Linked DNA regions of Homo sapiens: region 2 is linked to region 1. A link is a contact called in ENCODE Hi-C or POLR2A ChIA-PET data. All regions are on one chromosome and are shown on one strand. Each heading gives the region's core, a stretch centred on a gene start or an enhancer-like site at or near the end of the contact. The rest is flanking DNA. Distances are from core to core; before and after follow the strand shown.

Region 1 (5,073 bases), core at 929-3,428:
GGTGTTTATTCAGTGGCTCCTGTCTGTGAAGGGTGTCTTCAATCTGCAGTCTGAAGGAAAGAATCTCCACCAGCCATATTTTTGCCAATGCTTGTCCCATTGTTTCTTCCTTGCCACTCCTCCAAAACACACACATACATTCTATACCTCTACTAGCACCCACTATAATCACTGTTTCTACATTCACAGATGCAAAATGCCTTTATGTTCAGAGATGGTTAACATTTTCTTTTTGTCACAAAATCTGTAGGTTGCTTTTTGGATTTTTAGTAATAATCTTACATAGAATACACTTACATAGGACATGGTTCCTAGCCAAAGACATCCAAAAGGTTTGCTCAAAAACATGTCTTGTTGGGTCAGCCTTTATTAAATCCTCCCCAGGAGCCGATATTTTGGGAACAAAATATTACTGGTAAAGAGAAGCATGTGAAGTTTCCAAAAGCAAAAGTGTCTGTAACCAATGAACAGATAAAATTTCAAGGCCTATACAGTAAAGCAGCTGTTAGATGATTTACTGGAAAATTCCTCCAAAACATAATAGAGGCTGCCCACTACAAAGGAAATATTTTTCCTTCAAGTGCATAATATTCAAGTTCAATATGTTATGTACTCAAATTACCTCTCTATTAAAATCTGGGGTTTTCACGATAACCTCCACCATGGGGACTTGATTCTCATTCCATCCCAATGAAAAGCCAGGACAGCACTGGTTGGTGTGAGATTCATGAGGTGAGTTCCAAACTCCAGAGACTCATTCCTTTTGTGCAGCTTCCAGTATCAATAACACAGGATAGGACTTCATTTCCCAGGCATATAAGTGACTCACACTAAACTAGACAAATTCGATAACCTCTCACTTTCATTTAGAGAAATGATCATAAAGCTGCCAGTGGGGCACCATGTGATTTTCAAGGCGGGCAGCACAATTGCAAAACAATACTTGCAGGAATCATAGAGGAAGAGAACAATTGTTTCCAGCACCTCCCTTATCTCACTATATGGACAGACAGTGCATAGAGGGACATTCTCAGATGCCACAGCACTTGAGTGTTTTGGTAAAGTCCTGATGGAGACCAGGGAAAGCGGCAAGAGAGTGAGGTGTGCAGCACACAGCACAGTCACTGCTCCACAGCACCAGAGATCTGGAGGCACACGTGGAACCAAATGGGCCAAAAAAAAAAAAAAAAAAAAAAAAGGAATTCATAGTCCTCAGGCCAAGAATTCTCCATTTAACCTCATTCTTGACTCTGCCAACCCACGCGATCATTTATTAGGAGTTAACAGAAACCTTTAGGGAGAGATTTGTTAAGGGTTACAGAATCAGAGCAAGGGAGGAGGAATACGTTTCTAGTGTTCTATACCACTGTAGGACTACTACAGTTAACAATATGTAGTTTCAAATAGCTAGAAGGAAGGATATTGAATGTTCCCAACACAAAGAAATGATAAATGTTTGAGATAATGGATATGCTAATTACCCTGATCTAATCATCATACATTATATGTATCAAAACATCCTTACATACCCCATGAATATGTACAATTATTATGTGTAAATTAAGAAAGAAAGAAATCTCTTGGACTCCATGTAATGTATTTACGCACAGAACACATTCTGGCTCAAACTAGGAGGTGGAGGTCTCCAACTGTACAAAGGGCACTATTGCACTTACTAGGGGTAAGGATTAGAGCTTTCGATCTACACAGGAAAAGTAGAAATGGCAGTCAAGAGCCACAGTGATGCAAGCTGAAGTCAAACCAAGAGGTGTTCCCTGCCACTTGTCTCTTATTTTGAACATGCCAACTAATTGCAGCCCACCCATCCATCCTTCCTTGTGCCAGAGGTGAGGGCTAAGCCATTGCTGCAGAAGTCCTCTTCAGCAGATAGCTGTTTATCTGGTCCTTGATTAATGGTAAGGGGGCTGCTCCTAGCTTTGTTTGGATGTTCAGACAGCAAGAGAGGACACTTGGTTTCAATATGTATATCTATTTGATTCAACCTCCAGCTAAACAATCCTGTTTTCCCTAAGAAATGAACATGGAAATGGTCAAATGTCCACAGGAACATTGGTACAGGAGGAGTATGTTCAATAATCACAAGATATGAGTCAGATGTTCAGAGTGTGATTTTGATATGAACCTTTATTGTGGGAGAGGGAGGGAGGGTTGAGCTATCTGAGAATCAGTTCTGGCTCAGTCCCTTGAGCCTGCTTGGGTGCGAAGGTTTCAGTTCTGTGTCAGTGACTCAGCTCTACTCTGTTCAGGGAAGATAAATTAGGTGCCACGTGCTTTACTCTTAGTGAAATAGGTTATTTTGGGGGAAATATGTGGAAAGTTACTTTTTAAGAAATTCCAGTGAATATGAAGGGCTCCTATCTGAAAAGATGCACATTTGGCTTGTTGTGAGAATTTTTTCCTTCCTTATGAAAAACATCTTGTCTTCAAATTTGTCTGGAACTGTTTACTACATTGCCCTTTTGAGTTGCACCAATAAGAAGGGAGTCAAACACCATTTCCAATAATACTCTGCTCAGTCATAGTGACAGTATGCCCCTGCCTCCCACGCTGCCACACCAGTCCCAGCCGAGGAGCACCTGTGAAGTCTGTTCTGCATCACAGCAGTAAGCAGTCACAGGGCCTATTAGTTATGCACAGCAGGAGAGACCTTGGGGTCAGTGTTAGAGTTATGTTTTTCATACGCATGCAAGACAGCTTACATTCTGCACTCTGGTGGCGTGCAGATGTCCTGGAGAGTAAGGCTCCTTTGGTTCCCTCACTTTTCCTTTTGCTAATAGACCCCAGGCTTTGTTCAGGGATCAGGCAACAATATGCTCATGGTAGTTAGGCTCAGTCTCAGAGAGGAGTCATGGATCATCCATTCCCCTTTGCCTGTGAATGGCGTAGGGATCATGCCAAAAAAAGAAACACTGCTTAGGGGTTTGGAAAAAGTATTTTCTTCCTAGTAAAAGAAATCTTGGTATGACTGAGCTGCTAAATCAATCCACCCTGCAACCCTAATTTTGGACTTCTTGTTTGGAGAGATAATAAATTCTTTATTGTTTAAACCCCATTGGATATAGTGAAAATTTCACCAAAAAGCATCCTAACTGGTCCTCACGGGTAGGAACCTGAATTTATTTCAACTTCTGGAAGACTGTTATGAGCCACAGACTGTCAACTCCTATACAAGCTGAGAAAATAAGCATTCATGGTAAACTGGGGTTATTGAGGAAATTGCAGTTGAATTTGCTCACCTGTAAAATGGGAATATCAGTAGTAACAATTTCAAAGTCTCATCCTGATGATTAATTTAACCCAGGCAAAGCTCTTAAAGCAGTGCCTGGCACATAGAAAAGACACAATTTAATTATCAAGTGTTGTTATAGAGATGAGGAGGCAAGAAGGATTGATCACTTGGGGCTAAATTAGGGATACCAACTAGGAACAAAGATACTCACTTGCAAAGAGAAAGATGATGGCAGACACTCTGGCATGGCTGGCTAGTAGTAAAGTAATATAGAGGAGATCATAATTACAGTTTACCAAGCCCTCTTCATCATGTTCATTCCCTTTGCATGAACACAATTTCCTCAATACCTACAGTTTACCATTAATGCTTATTTTTTCAACGTATATAGGAGTTGATAGTTTGTGGCTTATAATACTCTTCCAGAAATCGAAAGTAAATTCAGGTTCCTACCCCTGAAGACCAGTTAGGATGATTTTTGGTGCAATTTTCACTATATCAAATGGAGTTTAAACAATAAGGAATTTATCATCTCTCTATACAAGAAGTCCAAAATTAGGGTTGCAGGGTGGATTGATTTAGCAGCTCAGTCATATCAAGCTTTCTTTTATTAGGAAGAAAAGCCTTTTTCCGAAGCCCCATGTACTCCCGCTAACTACATGGGTGAGCTGGCTGTGACTGCAGCTCTCATCCAGAATTTGTCTCTAGGGTTGGTTTAGTTCACCTGGTGTGATAGACTGAATAATGAATGACCACTGTCCCCAAAGATGTCAATGTCCTAATCCTTGGAACCTATGAAAATGTTAATTTAGTTCAATGATAAAAGGGACTTAGCACATGTTATTACATTAGGGATCGTGAGATCGAGAGATTATCCTGAATTATCCAGGAGAGCCCAAGATCCTTATAAAAAGGAGGAAAGTCAATACTAGGAGATGTGATGATGGAAGCCACAGACTGGAGTGATGTGAGGAAGGGGCCACAAGCTAAGGAATATAGGCAGTCTCTAGAATCTGAAAAAGGCAAGGAAACAGATTCCCCCCTAAGCATCCAGAAGGAACACAGCCCTGCCTACAGATTGACTATAAACTTCTGACCCCTGAACTGTCAAGGAATACATCTGCATTGTTTTAGGCCACTAAGTTTGTGGTAATTTGTTACACCTGCAACAGGAAATTAATATACCTGACTAACCAGCTGAGACATGATCCCTAATTCCCTTTGTTAGTTTGTATGTTTCTGCTGCAAGTAACAGAAGCCTGAACTCAAAATAGTTTCTGCAGTTAAGGGATCTATTGTCTCACATATTAAAAACAGAGTAACAGAGTCAGGATGTTACAAGTTGGTTCATTCAACAGCTCAATGACATCATCAAAGATCCAGGGTTTTTTTTCCCCAAATCCTTGCTTTGTTTTTTTTCAGCACAAAGGTTTATCTTTTTGGGTTGACCCACTCATGGTCAAATGTGGTTGCTGCAGTTACACTCATGGTCAAAAGTGGTTACTGCAGTTCTAAGCACTATATCTTTACACGTTAACGTCTAAAAGTTGGAAGAGAAAACCTCGTCTTTCCTGTGTCATTTTCAAAGTACCAGGAATATTTCCCAAGAAGTCTCCCGGTAGGCTTTGCTTCTCACAGCATTAGCAAGAATGGAGTCATTCAGCCATTTCTAAACCAGTCGCTGAGAGAGGCATAGAATCAAGATCCACCTCCTGGGACAACTGAAGGGCTGGCCTCTTTTGAAGGTTGTGGTGGCCTAGTTCATGGCTTGTGTTAGTGAGTAAGAAGAGGGGAGAAGGATGGCACAGTTAGCAAATAGCAAT
Region 2 (5,073 bases), core at 1,334-3,833, 190 kb after region 1:
GCAGCCCAAAGCAGAGTAGCCAAACAGAGACCGAGCACCAGCCTCCCTGAATGCTCCTTTAAGTTATTTTAATCTACTGGAAGCTGGTCACTTGGAAAGAAACTTACATGGGAGAATCGCATGGAGATAAATCTGCTTTAGTTAAGGTGTCCAGCTTAGCTAAAAATCTTATTAAAGTCTTAATGCATGACAGAGAGAGATCAGGCTAAAGTGATAAGCTTTTGGGTCTGCCTGTTAATCTGTCTTGTCCACAAGGCAGGGGTCCTTCAAATCTTTCACCCCAAACAGGATTCTAATGTAAAAGCCAGCAGCAGATTGTGAGGTCAGCTCTCTACCAGCCTACACTCAGGGTTCTCTACAATGCCAACTTCAAGTTGTAAGACCCAGATTAGTAAAAACATCCCCAGAAAATAGGATGTTTTGTATAGTCATGTTATGAACATGGTTGAGATAATGTTTACTCCTGTTTAACCACCAAAACTTTTATAAAAGCTATGAGACAGAACTTGTTCTTAAGAATACATTACAACTCTTCTTCAATAGTATCCTATATGTAATTGAAACTTTTTTCAAGGTTCAGGGGTTAGTAAAAGAACCTCTCTCCTAAAGTGTGTCTGGCAAGTTATGACTGGCAAGAAGGGACCAACCCCTGCCTTAACAAGTTAAATCTCAACACAGAGCAGAAACAGATGCAGCATTATCCATTATCTTAACTTGGGTTTTCCCTGGACCTCTGATTCTCTAATGAACACAGCTCCTCATTCATGATTCCAGGTAAAATCTTGTCAGAGCTGAAAACAGATGAACTCTTGGTGGGCTACTACTCTTTTATACCCAGGTATAATACTACCAGTATTTTTCAAAGTCCTTACTTGGACCATCTGTGCCCTTCCATCCAATGGAATATTTACAGGCACTGGGCTCTCAGGCTGTTGAACCAAATATAGTACCAGCAAAGCCATATCTTCCCCTGGTGTCCCTGCTTCCAGCTCAGTGTTCTGGAAAGGCTTCTCTGTCACGCCCATCTGACTCTAATTCAGTGTCATTTTACCTGTGGTCCAGGGACATAATCACAAGCCCAATTCTCTTTCATCTCTCCTAAACTTCATGCTTGCCACTTCTAATCTTCTCTTGGCTGGGAATTAGAGGTTTATTAAAAACACTTGCAGAAATCAAGTCAGTAGTTTCAATGAGAGTTTAAGGGCTTCTCCCATGCATTAAAATACATGCATTTTGTAACAACCATTTTGACTACTCATAGATTCTCAGGTAATATTGCTGGAAGCTGAGTTCAGGATAAGTAAGAGGCTATTGTGGTAAAGTTCCCTCTGCTAGAGGGAACTTTGGGGGGTAAATGGCATTTACTGAGTACTTTACGTGTTCCATTTGCCTTGAATGTTGATATACTTTACTCCTTACTTCTTTCAGGTATCTGCTCACCTATGGCCTTATCTGTGACATCCTCCCCAACCACCCTCTATGAAATAACATTCTCCATTCCTGTCTTTCACTAGACCTCATTTGTTGCGTTATTTTTCATCATAGCATTAATCAGCTCTTGGCCTACAAAGAATAGTATGTTTATTTATTTGTCTATTGCCTGTCTCTGAGACATGAATGCTGCATTCATGAGAATGACAGTTCTACAAAGTAGTTGGCTTACCTGTTTTGCTTAGGCGCTCAACAAATATTTGTTGAACAAACACTCCAAGGGTTGTTAAATACTTTAAATATGTCATTTTAATTTTCCCTACCCTTCAAGTCACATATTCCCAGACTTTTTATAGACAGAGAAACTGAGGTTGGTTACTCAATACTTGCAGAGCATAATGTCATGGTTAAGAGCATGGTTCCTGGAACCAGCCTGGCTGGCCTACAGCGTGGCTCAGCCACTGCCTGTCTCTGTGATGTCAGGCAAGTCACTGAACCATTCTGCACATGGAGCTGCTTATCTGTACATGGCAATAATAATAGTACTGCTTTATCAAAGTTGTGGTGAGGACCTTAAGAGCTTAAACAGTTCATGGCTCATAGTAGGTACTACATAAGAGTTAAATAAAAATTAAATCTTAGCTGAGGGTCACCTTATAACAAGCACTAATTTTCTCATTCTGATTTCTTACTCATAGAATGACTTCCTGATTGTAACCAGGCTTTCTGGTTCATCCACCTACAGAGGAAGTACGGATGTAGCTATTCTGGCCTGTGTTGCACAGTTACATATTTCTTGTCATAAATTAATCAATCAGTGAGTTTTGGTTAATGTGCTAACAAAATCACAGTTCTGAACCAGTAAGACTGAAGCCCAAGCCCAGACAGTGTCACAAAGACACACCTCATGTAGTTGCTTGCTTAGTGACCTCCTAGCCACCTTCTCCAAATAATACCACAACTTTTTATTCAAATACCTACAACACAAGCTGTATCACTAGGGATAAGGAAGCACTGCCTGAGAACCCTTTTCTCTAATCAGCAGAGCATAGAGAGAGATGACAGGTAGGAGAGTTTCCAGGGAGAAGTGAATGCTTTGCCAGCGTCACAGCCCTCCCTCCGCTCCCTCCACGACTTCAGAATGGCACAGTCACTGTTTGTGGTCACAAACAACCTGCTGTCCAGGTTTCACTTGAACAGAAGGTGGAATGTTTCACCTCACAAAGAGCCTTGGCCCTCACTTGAAGGGTAGGGCCAAGTGTCGAAGCCACAAGCAGCCCACAGGCATTTGGCACTCCCTGAGGCATCTCCCTCGTGTTACCTTGCCCTGGTGATCATGTTTCATTTCCCATCCCCGCGGCAGCTCTAGCTGTTTGTTCGCGAACATGTTGAGGAATCCCACAAGGTCGCGGTTATGCTGGTAGCGTTCAAAGTGGTGGGTGTCCCTCCGGACTTTGGTGATCATGTGCTTCAAACACGTGTTGTTTGTAAACATGCGGTAGGCACTCTAAAGAAAAGAATGGAGAACCAATGTTAACCCACTTGTGACATGCAGAAGCACCAGAAATACTACACATGGGTATGGCTAATCTTCCAATAAGTAATGAAATGCATATATAAGCTTTGACAGAACTCTAGACCCATGTATGGAAACAGCAGACAGAGCAAAATATCTTGAACAAAATGAAACATAAAGACTACAGAAGGTAAGGCAGTATCCACAGCTGGTGTCTAGTTCTCTTTTTTTAACTTTTATTTGTATTTGAAGTTCTGGGGTACATGTGCAAGAAGAGCACGTTTGTTAAATAGGTAAACGTGTGCCATGGTGGTTTGCTGTACCTATCAACCCATCACCCAGGTATTAAGCCCAGCACGCATTAGCTATTTTTCCCTAATTCTCTCCCTCCCCCAGTCCTACTCTGAAACAGGCCCCAGTGTGTGTTGTTCCCCTCTCTGTGTCCATGTGTTGTCATTTTTCAGCTCCCACTTATAAGTGAGAACATGTGGTGTTTGGTTTTCTGTTCCTGTGTTAGTTTGCTGAGGATAATGGCTTCCAGTTCCATCCACGTTCCTGCAAAGGACATTATCTCATTCCTTTTCGTGGCTGCATAGCATTCCATGGTATATATATGCTACATTTTCTTTATCCAGTCTATCATTGATGGATATTTGGGTTGATTCCATGTCTTTGCTATTGTGAATGATGCTGCAATGAACATATATGTGCAGGTATCTTTGTAATAGAATGATTTATATTCCTTTGGGTAAATACCTAGTAATGGGATTGCTGGGTCAAATGGTATTTCTGGTTCTAGATCTTTGAGGAATCTCCACACTGTTTTCCACAATGGTTGAACTAATTTACTAAAGAACAAACATGTTGTGGAGTCTCACTGCACATGGGCCATTAAATCCTGAAGCTGGTTTTAGGAAAGAAACACACAGTCAAAATTATACCACACTGGCGATGAATATGCCACCTTACAGAGAGCCCTGACATAGCCAGTTTCTCCCCCAGTATTGGACTAGGTTATTGGCTCTCTGAGTGAGTGCCAGATGACACAACTAGTATACACTTAAGGGCCAAGTTGCATGGAAAAATGCTTGCCATACATTTCTATACTAGAAGGACATGCAATGGAATGAGTTGCTCTCACTGACCATCACACTCAACTGAGATCACAATAGACTGAGGTTTTAGAATCTCACCCTTCATAGAGGCATATAAGCTTGGTGAATGGAATAGCAGGCTGAGGTGCCTGGGCTGTACATCTCATTCTTTTTTCTTTTTTTCTCTTTTTCCCTGTGTATATTTGGTTGGATGTATATGAATGAAATGCAAGTTTAAAAAAACTCCACTATACCACCACACAGAAAAGTGATTGTTTTGTCCAAAACCTTACAGTCTTCATTTCTATGATATTTAAAGAAGATTCCACAAACTGACTATGTCATGATTGTCCACATATGAGTCAGTCAATAAATATTTATTGCATAATACCATGCACAAAACAGCAGAAGAGGAATAACTGTATGGCAGCTGTTTCCTTGAATCATCAGAGGGAATATGATATTCATGAAACTGACCAGGCCGTGAATGATCATCCTGGAACTCTATTCTTCTCAGACTGATTCAAAGGGCTTTGGATTCGTTTTATCTTTAGTGTCTCAGGGACACTAGACTGAGTCTGGACCTCTTCCAGCTTTATGGGTTCTGTTATCTATTTTAGTCTAAATCGTATGGGTTCTGTTATCTATTTTAGTCTAAACTTTATGGGTTGTTATCTATTTTAGTCTAAGACAGCCCAAGGCAAACCCCAAGGACTCTAGAGTCTCTGGAAATGATTTCATTTTAATAAACATTTATTGTCTTTGCTGTACCCAGTACTGTGTTCGTTATTAGGGATCAAAGAAGAATGAGTGTGAAGACAGTCAACATTGCTCCAGTCTTTCTAGGATCCCTCAAGATGTGTCATGTCCAGGTCAAAGCATTTATTGCTGATGTGAGTCCCTCTAGAGCTTTCTTCCCTTTGACACAGCAAGTGGCAATGTTTGAACAGGGATGCTCCCCAGCCTGGCTCTCTGGGTCCCTGAGTGACCACAGGGACCCTGATAACCTGACTTGGAATGAGAAGTAATCCT

Evidence for each region. A loop is a pair of places that touch in the nucleus more often than their neighbours do. ChIA-PET counts read pairs that join two places held with the same protein, here RNA polymerase II (POLR2A). Pooled maps may share reads with other maps.
Region 2: a loop to region 1 is called in a map with no recorded cell type, with 5 times the contacts of the local background. The contact joins two enhancer-like sites. A Hi-C loop is called at or near these places in 1 of 168 maps with a recorded cell type or tissue (Calu3), 3 of 37 single-sample maps with no recorded cell type and 8 of 50 pooled maps. POLR2A ChIA-PET finds 5 or more read pairs at or near these places in 1 of 52 experiments (GM12878).

The regions. Positions count from the first base shown.
Region 1 is chr2:196,099,218-196,104,290 of GRCh38, forward strand. No RefSeq gene overlaps it. Among named protein-coding and RNA genes, the nearest start is that of DNAH7, 33 kb to the left of the region's middle. RefSeq lists enhancers at 1,746-1,835, 1,856-2,005, 2,276-2,375. Within about 2 kb of position 2,179, at least 5 of the 41 ENCODE cell types and tissues checked have a DNase peak (open chromatin) inside an H3K27ac peak, as active enhancers do.
Region 2 is chr2:196,289,813-196,294,885 of GRCh38, forward strand. It overlaps HECW2 (HECT, C2 and WW domain containing E3 ubiquitin protein ligase 2), which reads right to left. Exons shown (of 29, transcript NM_001348768.2): 14 at 2,753-2,938. Among named protein-coding and RNA genes, the nearest start is that of HECW2-AS1, 32 kb to the left of the region's middle. Within about 2 kb of position 2,584, at least 10 of the 41 ENCODE cell types and tissues checked have a DNase peak (open chromatin) inside an H3K27ac peak, as active enhancers do.